Linked DNA regions of Homo sapiens: region 2 is linked to region 1. A link is an interaction called in ENCODE POLR2A ChIA-PET data of the cell type or tissue named here. Cell type or tissue: B cell. All regions are shown on one strand. Links, peaks and the distances in the headings refer to the core of each region. The heading gives the core; the rest is flanking DNA.

Evidence for each region. ChIA-PET counts read pairs that join two places held together with the same protein. Peaks named below come from ENCODE experiments on the same cell type or tissue, not always from the same donor. Only the 100,000 strongest peaks of a DNase experiment are listed, where the experiment ranks them.
Region 2: POLR2A ChIA-PET joins it to region 1 with 5 read pairs; 8 of 35 experiments call an interaction of 5 or more read pairs at or near these places.

Annotation. Positions count from the first base shown.
Region 1 is chr5:131,283,894-131,291,478 of GRCh38, reverse strand. All of the region lies in intron 1 of CDC42SE2 (CDC42 small effector 2), which reads right to left. Among named protein-coding and RNA genes, the nearest start is that of CDC42SE2, 24 kb to the right of the region's middle. RefSeq lists an enhancer at 2,151-2,210. In B cell, for the core only: no CTCF peak of the experiment used is centred there; DNase peaks (open chromatin) are centred at 2,166 and 2,936; H3K4me3 peaks cover 1,298 bases; H3K27ac peaks cover 2,424 bases.
Region 2 is chr5:131,180,357-131,187,356 of GRCh38, reverse strand. LYRM7 (LYR motif containing 7) reads right to left here. Exons shown (of 5, transcript NM_181705.4): 3 at 5,058-5,128; 4 at 248-329. Among named protein-coding and RNA genes, the nearest start is that of LYRM7, 13 kb to the right of the region's middle. In B cell, for the core only: no CTCF peak of the experiment used is centred there; no DNase peak of the experiment used is centred there.

The sequences.
Region 1 (7,585 bases), core at 1,020-5,019:
AATAAAGATCAAAGTGAAAACAAATCCTTCAAAAACGTAGTTTTCAATTCCGAGTGGATAGTAAAATAAACTGGTGAGCTTCTAAAGCAATATTAATGCCAAAGCCCCACATCAGACAAATTAATCAATTCCTAGGAGTGGTTCCCAGGAACCTGTGTTTTGTTAAGGGTACCACCAGACTATTTTAGTGTACTGCCAGGGTAGGGAACCACCATTCTGAATAAGTCCTTTTTTAAAAAAAAAATCATATACATAAATTCATGGACCATAATAATTCACCTTCATTATATAAACATTTTATAAGTGATTAAGATATGACAATTTGACATGGCTAACCAAATAGCATTAAGAAATAATTAAAAAACAACAACTACAGACCACAGAACAATCTTACTTACAAATCAGGCACACTTATAAATATTTCTCTATAAGGCTTCTTGTGAAAGCCCTCCCCATACCCAAGAGTTTTTATATTGACCGATGTTTTCTCCTAGTATTTTTAAGGTTTTCCTTTTTTATCTTGAACTCTGGGAAAAATCAAGAATTTACCTTGGTATGGAGTAAAAGACAAAGATACAGTTTTCTTTTTTTCTAATTTTTATATTTTGGCAATCACTTCCATGAGGTTCTAATTACTATGTTCGCTGGCCTGTAAAGTACTATAAAAACTACGCTGGTTTCATCATAAAAGTCAGTTATGGCCAGGCATGGTGGCTCATGCCTATAATCCTACCACTCTGGGAGGACGAGGTGTGCAGATCACTTGAGCCCAGGAGTTTGAGATCAGCCTGGGCAACATGGCCAAATCCCGTCTCTACTAAAAATACAAAAATTAACCAGCCAGCCTGGTGCCAGCCTGTAGTCTCTGCTACTCAGGAGTCTGAGATGGGAGGATCATTTGAGCCCTGGGAGGTGGAGGCTGCCATTGACCCCGCGCCACTGCACTCCAGCCTGGGCGACAGAGCCATACCCTGTCTCAAAAAAAAAAAAAACAAAAAAAAAAAAAGAAAGAAAAAAGAAGCAGCCAGTTATACAGTTTCTCAAAACTTTCAAGGTAAAATTAAAAAGTGAAATAATTTACTTCAAAAGATAAATACACGATACCAATTAAGGCAGAAGATAAGCTGTTCCCTTAACTCAAGAGTCCTCAACCCAGTATAAGGTTTGATACTTTCCAGGGGGTACACAGGTCTAGACAATTTTAAGGAAATCAATTTTCAGATCACCAACTGCCTTTTGTGCTCTTCTAAAATTGACGTATCCAAGCACGATTCCTTGTCTCTTCCATCTTTCCTTTCACAATAGCTCTTCTATGTTATAAAAGAAAGTCAAGGCCAGACACAGTAGCTCACACCTATAATCGTAGCACTTTGGGAGGTGGAGGCAGGAGGATCACTTTAGGCCAGGAGGTGAAGACCAGCCTGGGCAACATAGTGAGACCCTGTCTCTACAAAAGTAAAATAAAATAATTAGCCAAGAATGGTGGCACGCACCTGTGATCCTAGCTACTCAAAAGGCTGAGGCAAAAGGACTACTTGAGCCCAGGAGTTTGAGGCTGCAGTAGTGAGTTATGACTGTGCCACTCTACTACAGCTTAGGTGACAGAGCGAGTCCCTGTTTCTAAGAAGGAAAAAAAAAAAGTCATTTCTCTTATTCATCTCAAGTTTTAACATGTTCCTTACCTCAAGAAATCTCCAATGCACCAAAAGGACAATTGGGAGAGACTGGGGAAAAGTCTCATGTGAGCAAAACAAGAAATACTGAAAGAAATGATGCCTTATGCTACAAACTCTTTTTTTTTTTTTTGAGACAGAGTCTCGCTCTGTCACCCAGGCTGGAGTGCAGTGGTGCGATCTCAGCTCACTGCAAGCTCTGCCTCCTGGGTTCATGCCATTCTCCTGCCTCAGCCTCCAGAGTAGCTGGGACTACAGGCGCGTGCCACCACGCCCAGCTAATTTTTTGTATTTTTTAGTAGAGACAGGGTTTCACCATGTTCGCCAGGATGGTCTCGATCTCCTGACCTCGTGATTCACCCGCCTCGGCCTCCCAAAGTGCTGGGATTACAGGCGTGAGCCACTGCACCCGGCCTATGCTACAAACTCTTGACATGACTCCTTGCTTTATCAACCTGTCTTAGAAGTAGAAAGTGAAAGTCACTGAGTGCAGGTACCGATGTGTTTCTTAGAATTAAAAATAAAACCACTTCTGATGAGAAAACATACTCCATTTGGCTGGTTTGACTATGAGGACCAGCAATTAGATTTTATAGCAGTACTTCCCATTAAAGTGAATAACCAAAATCACTTTAAGGTCAAGATCTTAGTCAATACATTATGTAAAAACATATACAACAGACAATACACCAGAAACTAAATCTTTTGCAACCTTTTAAACTTATGATGAAAAACATTAATGTCAGCTCTAAAATGTATTAAGCAGTTTTTACAAAAAAAATGTATAGAATACAGGAGCCAAAACATTTAACAATTACCCTAACTTGCTGACACAGAATACTATTAATAAATAATACTGATCAAAGAAAAGTAATCAATTTGAAAAGTGGTGGGGGTAGAAGGAACAACAACAACCCTTAAATTTCAGTGCCTGAAAATGTCTATACCAAAGCCTCATTCCTTGCTCCTCCAAAGTAGTCAATAGCATCTCTAAAGCAGTTAAGTTTCCAGGTCCTTGCCAAAGTAGTCAGTAGGTATCTCTAAAGCAGTTAAGTTTCCAGGTCAACCTAACTTTCTGTTGCAAGCAACAAATGGTACCAGAAGCTAAAAATCCCTAATTTGCTCTCAAATACTTAGTGAAGAATCTACCAGGCCCAGTGGCTCAAACCTATATTCCCAGCTATCTCAGATACTGAGGCAGAAGGATCATCTGAAGCCAGGGGTTTGGGGCTGTAGTGAGGTATGACTGCACCACTGCACTTCAGCCTGGACCATAGAGTGAGGCTCTCTCTAAAAAAAAAGGAATCGAAATTACAGTATTTGGAAGTTATTTAGCATATGGCTTTTTAATGAGACACTCACCATACTGAAACTACTCAATAGGCTGATATTTCATGAAACTTGGGAGGTAGAAATATCTTCAGATAAAAAAATTACACTTAAGTATCTTCTAGCATTCTCAAAACTTTATTTTATCAGGAACTAAAAAGTGTAACATCTTGATTCCACATTATAAGAGGAAAAGTTGCATTTACTAGTTCACATACTATTTTTAAACATTACCACAATTTTTTTTTTTTTTGAGGCAGGGTCTCCCTCTGTCACCCAGGCTGGAGTGTAGTGGGATGATCATGACCCACTGTAGCCTCAACCTCCGGGGCTTAAGCAATCCTTCTAAGTAGCTGGGACCACCATGCCAAGCTAATTTATTTATTTACTTTTTTGATAGAGATAGAGTCTCACTATTTTGCCCAGGCCGGTCTCAAACTCCTGGGCTCATGCGATCCACCTGCCTCCGTTTCTCAAAGTGCTGGGATTATGGGTGTGAGCCACCACGCCCGGCCACTTCTCCCATTTTTGACAAAATAATAAATGGAGGTAAAATAATCAAATAATAAAAGAAAAAAAATTACATATTAATTCAATTCTATAAAAGCCCAACTATTAGGGAAAAAAGTATGGAGACTTTTACATCTATTGGCAATATTTTACCTATTCAATCCAAAGAGAAACACACTACAAAGAAAATTTCGGTAGGATATGGTGCTTCACACCTGTAATTCCAACACTTTGGGAGGCCGAAGAGGGCGGATCACTGGAACCTAGTAGTTCGAGACCAGCCTGGGCAACATGGCGGAGCCCCATCTCTACAAAAAAATGCAAAAAAAAAGAAAAAAAAGCTGGGCATGGTGGCACACACCTATAGTCCCACCGACTTGGGAGGCTGAGGTGGGAGAATCACCTGACCGCAGGAAGTTGAGGCTGCAGTGAGACATGATCGTGCCACTGCACTCGCCTGGGCATCAGAGTGAGATCCTGTCTCAAAAAAAAAAAAGAAAAAGAAAAAAAATTCTACAAACATCCATTTACTTCCAATGAAACACTACAACTGACACATTATGAAAATAGAACATCAATGGTTCAGATTAAAAGAAAAGAAAAATTTCTGAACAAATCAAATCTAAGTTGAATATTGTTAACCTTACCACCTTTAAAATACAGCTGACCCAAGGCCGGGCGAGGTGACTCACGCCTGTAATCCCAGCACTTTGGGAGGCCAAGGCGGGTGGATTACCTGAGGTCAGGAGTTTGAGACCAGCATGGCCAACATGGTGAAACCCAGTCTCTACTAAAAATACAAAAATTAGCTGGGCATGGTGGCGGGCCCCTATAATCCCAGCTACTTGGGAGACTGAGGCACGAGAATCGCTTGAACCCAGGAGGCAGAGGTTGCAGTCAGCCAAGATTGCGCCACTGCACTCCAGCCTGGGCGACAGAGCAAAACTCCATCTAAAAAAATAAAATAGAATAAAATAGTAAATAAAATACAGTTGACCCATGAACTACACAGGGATTATGGTCCCGGCAACCTGTCAGCCCCTCACTCCATCAAAAATCTGCAAGTAACTTTTGACTCCCAAAAGTTAATAGCCTACTGCTGACCAGGAGCCTTACATTAACAGAAACAGTCCATTAACATGTATCTAGTATATGTATTATATATTGTATTATTACAATAAATTAAGCTAGAGAAAAGAAAATGTTAAGAAAATCATAAAGAAGAGAAAATATAATTACTATTCATTAAGTGGAGTAGATCATCATAAAGTCTTCATCCTTATCATCTTCAAGTTGAGTAGACTGAAGAGAAGGAGGAAAAGGAGGGGTTGGTCTCGCTGTCTCAGGGGTGGCAGAGGCTAAAGAAAGCCTACATGTAAGTGGAATTGCACGGTTCAAACCCATGTTGTTCAAGGGTCAACTGTACGCTGAGTATAAAGCCTTATTACCTAGTAAACAGAGGCTTCTGAAGGCTAGTCATGAAATAGTTGGCATTCATTCCCTCTCACCACTCCCTATACGTGCCTTCTTGTACGTCAAGGGCAGGAATGCTTTATTTAAAAAAAAAAAAAAAAAAAAAAACTGGCCAGGTGCATTTGCTCATGCCTATAATCCCAGCATTTTGAGAGGCCAAGGCAGGAGGATCACTTAAGCCCAGGAGTTCAAGACCAGACTGGGCAATACAGTGAGATCCCATCTCCACAAAAAACAATTTTTTTAATTAGCTGGGTGTGGTGATGAGCACCTATAGTCCCAGCTACTAAGGAGGACCTCTTGAGCCGGGGAGGACTGCTTGGGCCCAGGAGGATTGCTTGAGCCCAGGAGGTTGAGGCTGCAGTGAGCCAAGATCATGTCACTGCACTCCAGCATGGGTGACACAGTGAGACCCTGTCCCCCCAACCAAAAAAAAAAAAAAAAAGCTACATTTCCCAGACTTTCCTTTACAGTTAGTATTGGAAATGCAAACAAGGTTCTGCTAGTTAGACAGCCTCTTATGAGATTTGTAAAGCAGAAGTGATAATGGAAGCTATCTTTCTGTTGCTGATTTAAGTGGTGAGCAATGACACAAAGAAGGTTTAGAAACAATTGTGATAGCCTAACTCTACTCACCAGATATAAAGGCAACTGGAAGAAGCTGTGGTACCAGATTCAGTGTTCCTATGACTACTTACCAGTTTGTTTCCTGACCTCTCAGTCACAGCTATGGGCTTATGTTCTTGAATATATTAATCTAGTGATAACCCTCTGATTCCAGCTCTTCCAGACCATGCAATGATTTTGTAAGTACCAAATTGCCTACCATAAGATATCTTTCTGCCTAAAAATCCTAGAATAGAGTTTGTTTCTTGCAAGGAGCTCTGAAAGAAACAATACTGTTCATTATGCTTAAAATATGCATTGCCTGTATTTTTCCTCTCCCTCATTTCAGAAGTCAAATACACAAGAATTATTCTACACTGCTATTATAAATTGAAATGCTTAGGTCCATGTGAAAAATTAAAAGTTCTCTTAGCCATAGTCAGAAATTATTTTATTTATAATATATGCTAATCATGAATCAATATAGAATATTAACACTCCTTACACTGATGATCCTGCTTTTCTTGGCTGAATAAATTTATATCAGTAACATACAAAGATACAGCTACTGTTGGTTTTACGGTTTTGGGTTTTATTTTGGGGCGGGGGGAGCAACAGGGTCTCACTCTGTCACCCAGGCTGGAGCACAACCCGAGCTCACTACAGCCTCAACCTTCCAGGCTCCAGAGATCTTCCTGTCTCAGCCTCCTGAGTTGCTGGGACAAAGGTGTATACCACCTCACCAGGCAATTTTTTTTTTTTTTCAGAGACAGGGTTTTTTTATGTTGTCCAAGCTGGTCTCAAACTCCAGGGCTCAAGCAATCCTCCCACCTTGTCCTCCCAAAGTGCTGGGATTACAGGAATGAGCCACTGTGCCTGGTCTGGGTTTTGTTTTTTTAGAGATAGGGTCTCATTATGTTGTCCAGGCTAGACTCAAGTCCTTTGGCTCAAGCAATCCTCTCACCTCAGCCTCCCATGTAGCTGGGACTAAAGCGCACACCACCATAGGCAACCTCTATTATCATTTAAAAAAACTATTCTTTTACTTTGATTATAAAAGGAATATATGATCATTGTAAAAAGTGTGGAAAATATAGAAACATTTTTAAATTGGGGGCTGGGCCCAGTAGCTTACATCTGTAATCACAGTGCTTTAGGAGGCTAAGGCACAGGATTGCTTGAGCCCAGGAGTTCACAACCAACCTGGGCAACAGAGCAAGACCCTATCTCTACCAAAAAAAATTTTTAAATTAGCTGGGCATGATGACATGTGCCTGTAGTCCTAACTACTCAGGAGGCTGAGGTGCGAGGCTTACTTGAGCCCTGGAGTTCGAGGTTACACCAAGTATGATCACACTACTGCACTCCATCCTGGGCAACAGAGGAGACTAAGAAAATTAAAAATAAAGAAATTAATAACCATCCCCCAAAACCAGGTACACTGAACAGTTGTACACGTACAATTTTGTATCCTACTTTAGCACTCTAACAATTGTTTTCCTTTGAAATCCTTTACAATGAATTACTAATAAAAGATATATGCAGATGTACCTAATTTAACGACTCTTTTTTGTTAAAAATTAAGGTAATTTTCAATTTTTTAAAATTATAACTAATGCTTCACTGAATACTTTTGGATAAAAAGCTTTCTGAAGGATAAATGTGTTATATCCATGCAATGGGACATTATTCAGCCATTAAAAGGAATGAAGTACTGATACATACCACAACATGGATAAACCTTGAACATATTATGCTAAGTGAAAGAAGCCAATTACAAAAGGCCACATATTTCCTACACGGCTGATGGAAACGTAAAACTATGCAGCCACTTTAGAAAACAGACTAGCAGTTCTGCAAAATATTAAACACAGAGTTACCATACAACCCAGCAACTCTACTCCTAGGTATATATACCCAAGATAAATTAAAACAAATCCATGCAAAAACTTGTACATGAATGTTCATATTTATAGCAGCATTATTCATAACTG
Region 2 (7,000 bases), core at 2,344-6,343, 110 kb after region 1:
ACTGTCTTCATAATTAGTGTTGAAATATAAGAAGATAAAAATAAAAAATAAAAATTGAAACAAATGTGGCAAAACAAAGTTTCATAATTCAGTCTTATAGACTATAACCTTGTAAAATATATATGCTATATACCATATTGTCTGGCAAAATCAAGCTGTTTTATCACTCAGCATTACATGTGCTATAATTATTCAATATTTTAAAACACATTGCAGTTAGAAACCATTTTTCTTTAATTTTACTTACTCAGTGTATTGTGGTCTGTGTGAATACCTTGTATAACAGATGTTCTGAGTAATAATTCAACATCAGAACCTATTTTCATTAGCTGTTAAGAAAACCAAACAAATAGAGTAAGTCCTTTAGGTGTTTCATATGAATGTACTGTTTTTGAAAACGATAGTTTTACTATAATTTCTTTTCAAGTAATACAGTAGTTTCTCCTTATCTGCAGTTTCAGTTATCCGTGGTCAACTGTGGTCTGAAAATATTAAATAGAAAATTCCCAAAATAAATAATGTATAAGTTTTTAATCACATGTCACTCTGAGTAGCATGATGAAATCTCATGCCATCTGCTCCAGCCTGTCTGGGATGTGAATCATTTATTTGTCCAGCATATCCATATTGTATACACTGTCCACCTGTGGTCACTTAGTAGCCATCTCGGTTATCAAGATTGACTGTTGCCACACTGCAGTGCTTATATTCAAGTAACTCTTATTTTACTTAATAATGGCTCCAAAGCACAAGAGTACTGTGTCTAATTTATAAATTAAACTTTATCATAGGAAAGTATATATAATAAAAACATAGTATATAGGATTTGGTACTATCAGAGATTTGAGGCATCCACTGAGGATCTTAAAATGTATTCCCCAATGATAAAGGGGGACTACGGTACTGCTTTTAACTTTTTATAACCATTCCAACTAGTATAGAAAGCTCAGATATGCATATAGTTTTAACTTTTATCTATCAATTCTATATTTTCTTCCAAAACAGATTTAGAGTATTTTTTGTTACAATGTGTATTTTTAAGTGTGTTTAAAATGCACATTTTTGGGAGGGCAGTTGAATCTTTCTTTTATAGAATTAGATGTTCAGAACACTTGAACTCCAACTTTGGCTGTGTCATTAAGTGTATGGCCTTGGGTTAATCACCTACTCTCTTTGAGTTTCAGACCTCATCAAATAATATGTACTTGAGAGACCCTGAGACCCTTTCAGGGATCTGTGAGGTCAAAATTACTTTCAAAACACTACAGCCTTCTGCATGGTTTGAGTTGTCAGCAGTAGAGCTTTCTCCATCAAAATACCATTTTTTACCTTTACAGAACCACTGACAAATTAAGATTATTTAGACTTAGCTATTTGGCAGATATTTTCTTATTTTCTTAGAAAAGTAGAGTGTGTCACTTCAAAGAAAACAACTGACAGTATTTGCTGACAATGACAAAACTGAAGCTTTCAAGCAAATATCAGAATTCTGGAGAACTTGTATCTGCCAGGGTAAGCTTGATAGCTTCACAATACTTAAATATTTTTTTCTTGCTTTGTTTTTGAGACAAGGTCTTGCTTTGTCACCCAGGCTGGAGTGCAGTGGTGTAATCATAACTCACTGCAGCCTTGAACTCCTGGGCTCAAGTGACCCTCCCACTTCAGCCTCCAAAAGTGTTGGGATTACAGGTGTGAGCCACCATGCCCAGCCTTAAAGATTTTTCTGATGAGATGGATATTAGTATTGATAGATATAATTTAAAAATATGTAATGAACTATGTCAATATCTGGAAGATCTGTAGTATTTAATGAACCTGCATTTTCTAAATCATCACTGCGTGATGTTACAAAATCATGCATGGGTAAAAAATCCATTCACAGGGAAATATCAATTAAAGTTCACTGGTCTACCTAAACGAAGCTTTGAGGGCATGGAAGAGAATATCCCAAGAAGAGGCAACAGCATAAAAACCCTAAGTGAGGAAACTTTTTGGTAAATTCAAGGACCCTCAAAGAAGGGGCTGAGATTGGAAGAATGAGGGGGATGTGGTTCAAGTTGAGGTGGCAAGGTAACAAAGGTCAGATGACAGTCTTGTAGGTCATGTTAAGCACTTTAGATTTTTCTTGAATGAGATGAAGAGTCATGGGGTTGTGAGTAGTAGAGTGCTGAGATATGCCTTTTTTTTTCTTTTTTTAAGGTTTATTCTGTTTTTAAAAGTACTGAGAATAGGCTGTAGGGAGTGCGGCTAGAAGCAGGAGGCCCATTAAGAGGCTGTTATAACAAGAGAGATGATGGTGGCTTGGACTCGGAGATAATTACAGGGAGGATAAGAAGTAGTTGAGTTCTGTATATATTAATATTTTGATATTTAAGTCAACAGGATTTGCTATCAGATTGGATATAAGTGTGAGAGAAGAATAGCAGTCAAGAAAGCACCAAGGTTTTTGGTCTGAGCATCAAAAGGAGGGAGCTGGAATTAACTGCCATGGAGAGAGCTGTGGGAGAGCAAAGCCTCATCTCCTGACACCTGGGAAGGGGCTTAGCAGGGCAGAGAAGGAGAAAATAATGGGTCTCCTCAGCCACTGGAGGTACATAAACTGAGTCAAGTCCTAGATATAAGGCTGGAAACAAGGCTAGTTGAGGAATAAGGGATTAGGCGGGTCCAGAGAAGATGAGGAGGAGGTGGTCTGCATGAATCCTGGAACCCCCCCCCCGCCAAAAAAAATTCCATTTGTCTGACAGATAACAGAGTTGCACATTGGAACTAACCTTTAACTGGGTGACAGAGTGAGACTCCGTCTCAAAAAAAAAGAAATTACCTCATGTCAAGGCGTAGTATTAAAAAATATTCACAATTACGTGGCTTATGCCTGTAATCCCAGAACTTTGGGAGGCTAAGGCAGGAGGGTCGCTTGAAGCCAGGAGTTTGAAACCAGCCTGGGCAACAAAGCAAGACCTCCTCTCTACCCAAAAAAATAAAGAAAAGAAAAAATCACAATTATCTAATTGTTTTACTCTTTTCCAACTACAAATCTGTGTAAGGCTGAATTTTCTTCATATACTTCAACCTAAAAAACATATTGCAGGGGGCTGGGCACAGTGGCTCACGCCTGTAATCCCAGCACTTTGGGAGGCTGAGGTGGGTGGATCACCTGAGGTCAGGAGTTCAAGACTAGCCTGGCCAACATGGTGAAACCCGTCTACTAAAAATACAAAAATTAGCTGGGTGTGGTAGCATGCACCTGTAATCCCAGCTACTCAGGAGGATGAGGCATGAGAATTGCTTGAACCCAGAGGTGGAGGTTGCAGTGACCTGGGATCATGCCACTGCACTCCAGCCTGGGCAACAAGAGCGAAACTCCATCTCAAAACAAAAACAAAAACAAAACAAAAACAAAAAAACCAATACCACTCTTCTCACTACATTTTTAAAAATAGTTATTTTTCATAAATATCATGTTACTTTTTAACATATAATAAAATTGTTATTTTAAAATGAATTAATCAATATATATTTTTAAAAATTCTCAGTTTACATTTCTAATATGGTAAATAATGATATAAACAAAGCTTTTTGGGGTCCTCAATTTGTAAGAGTGTAAAGGTTCTTTGAGATGACCACGTTTGAGAACTGCTGGTCTAGAGAGGATGCCTGAGATTCCTTTTAGTGCCAAGACTGTATCAACCCTCTAATAACAAAGCAATTATTTTAAAATTACTAAAATCTTAATATTTTTCAGTTGCAGAAAGTACAAAATATACATTTGTATATAACAAATATGGAATTTCTAGATTGCTTAATGTTAAATTAATGCTCTGTAAGTAAAATGAATTTGGGAGATTGTAGTTCATTTTCCCAGTTTACTTGATATAAACAGACCTCAATTTAAAAGTCTTTAATCATAATTTCAAAATTAAAAAATTATCATATGTTATGAATTAGTCTACTGAATAGCAAACAGTACAAACTTCCTCATATACCTTTTAACTTCCCTTCAAGTCATGAGTTGATTATATGGTCATTTTAATTTCTGCCATGAATAAAAATTACATATTCCCTATTTGCCCTATCATGTTTCAGCAAAATCTTTCCCTTTTTGTTTATTTTATAGAGAGGGAATACTTAGGCTATCTCATTTTGTCTCATGAGCTCCATTATTAAAGGTATTTACTATTTCAAAAATAGCATTTTCTCCACTAAATATAAATGCATTTTTTATCAGTTTTTTTTAAACATCTGGAAATTCTATGAACATAGAAAATTTCTCTAGTTTGTACCTTCCTTTAAAAAGGATTCTTTTTAAAGGAATCAATTCTTGGAACCATATCAATTCTTGGAACCAAATCAATTCTTGGAACCATAACTATCTTGCAAATTATTTTCCATTTTTTTGTTTTGTTTTCTTCCTAAGGGTCCTTTCCTTACCTTTATATAGTTAGACATAGGAAGCTGAGGACAGAGATAATATGTATATGCCAGAATACATAATATATAGGAAAAGAAAAATTGTGCATTTTTTTCAATAAACTTCTACTAGGAGTATTAGGGAGCTGAGAAAGTAGTGTCTGTACAGTGTCTTCAACTAGAGCAAGTGACCAAAATGCAAATACAGAAAGCAAAGCAAGAATAGTTCATACTGCGGCTGTTTGTCATTGCCAAGATGGGATTAAAAATAAATATCTAACCGCTTAGTTCAGTTAAGAGTAGAAGTTTCCTCTGTAGTTCTGAGTTACTACAACACTCATTCTCTTTAGTTCCAGTCACTTGCTTTAAGTGAAGATAGAATTTCTGTAGGTTTCTGGGTTTGTTCAGCTGTTCTGGCTTTGATCATGGCTATTTCCATGTTCTGTTGATGGGGTACCTTGCTGTATTTTGGTGTCGGCAGATGAGCCTGAGGAGGTGAGCCATACCAAATAAGTGAAGGTTATCTACAGTTGTGATGGCCTTAACTATCAAGTAATGGTTTTTATTTTACATAACCCCTCTATCTTCATCATTTCCTCTTTGACAAGATAATTGTATAAGTTTTACTATAATTGAAAAAATTACTGTACCTCTTCTATTTTCTTAGAAGAAGTTTCACTTTTATTATTTTTGAATTCTTCATTTATCTTTATTCTGGCTGCTACAAAGAGAAAAATACATATAGTTATTCGCTTTTGTAATCTATAATTCCTATCTCAATAATTGACACATTATTCACTATGAATGGCTACTTCTCTACTATAGAAATTGCCCTCATGAAAAACAAAGCATAAGAATAAGAAATTTATTAATGAAGTCTCTTGGAGAGCTTTTGACAGGGTGACAAGTTTGTAGGTAAACCTACTATAAACCTTTGGCACTCTAATATTTTTTCTTCCACTGATTTTTACTCTCAAATTCATTTGTATACCTATAGCTACTGAATTATAATAAATCTAATTTAATGTTTTATTTTTACAAATCTAAGGATTTCTATTAAAATGCTTTTTTAAGATGGTAAAATTCAATACATACAAGTATGTTAAACTACATACACACATACACAGAGATTGGCAGCAAACAGGATATATGTGTACATATATGTAAAATTTTAAGTGTCTTGGCTGACATATAAAGTGAGTGACAAATAAAACTTTTGTTTACATATACCACTGAGAATTTGATATCATTATAGCAGCATACTTTGGTAGAATCTCACTGGTCTTATTGTGCTGCTGTGAGCGTTTAATGGAACAATCCGTATAAAGTGCTTAGCAAATATGCAACAAATTGTTAGCTGTTCTTATAACTATTCCACTTGAAAAATTTAAAGCAACAAAAATATTCCATGTTGATAATTACCATAAAAACTTCCTTCTATGTTGTGTGTGTGTATATATACATATATATGTTATATATATATACATATATATGTTTTATATATATATACATATATATGTTATATATATATAAACATATATATGTATATATAATATATATGTATATATTATATATACATATATATGTTAATATATATATAACATATATGTTATATATATGTGTGTGTGTGTGTATATATATATATATTTTTTTTTTTTTTTTTTTTTTTTTTTTCAGATGGAGTCTTGCTTTGTCGCCCAGGCTGGAGTGCAGTGGCATGATCTCGGCTCACTGCAACCTCCGCCTCTGGGTTCAAGCAATTCTCCTCCCTCAAGGGATTACAGGTGTGTGCCACCATGCCCGGCTAATTTTTGTATTTTTAGTAGAGGTGGGGTTTCACCATGTTGGCCAGGCTGGTCTCTAACTCCTGACCTCAAGTAATTTGCCTGCCTCTGCCTCCCAAAGTGCTGGGATTACAGGAGTGAGCCACTGAGCCCAGCCTATGTTGCATATATTTCAATACGTAAGGTGGTTTAGAGTTTGGACTTTTGAATCAGACTGCTTAGACTAAATCCCAGGTCCACCTTTTACTCAGTATGATGTGGGACAGATATTTTCACATTTTGTCAATTTTCTCATTTGTAAAAATAGGAATTATAATAGCAACTATCTTACAGAAATGTTACAAGAATTAAATCAGGAATTCATGTAAAGTACATATAATACAATACATATATCTTATTTGTTCAGAAATTATTTTTGATGAGTTACAAAAACTTAAATCCCTGGAAACAGTGGGGACACTTTACCTAGGTGCACTCTTAAGGAGGTTCATAAATGTATGAGGAGTGGAACTGAACATGAATAACACAGAACCTAAGTTTCAGAGCCTGTGACTTCCAGATAAGATAGAAACTACTTAAAACAGGGAGATACTGAATTTAGAATCATTTGGGATGGATTCTCTTTCACAGCTGCTCTTTTAGACTGATATAAGACATTAACAACATGGTAATATCTGGTCCTAGAGACTGTGAAAATTTGATTATGTAACAGAAAGTTCAATGGCTTGAATATAAGGCAAGCAATGATAAACACTGAAATTCTGGTCCCTCGCCTTTTTTTTTGACCAACTCTTTATGAAGACTTGATC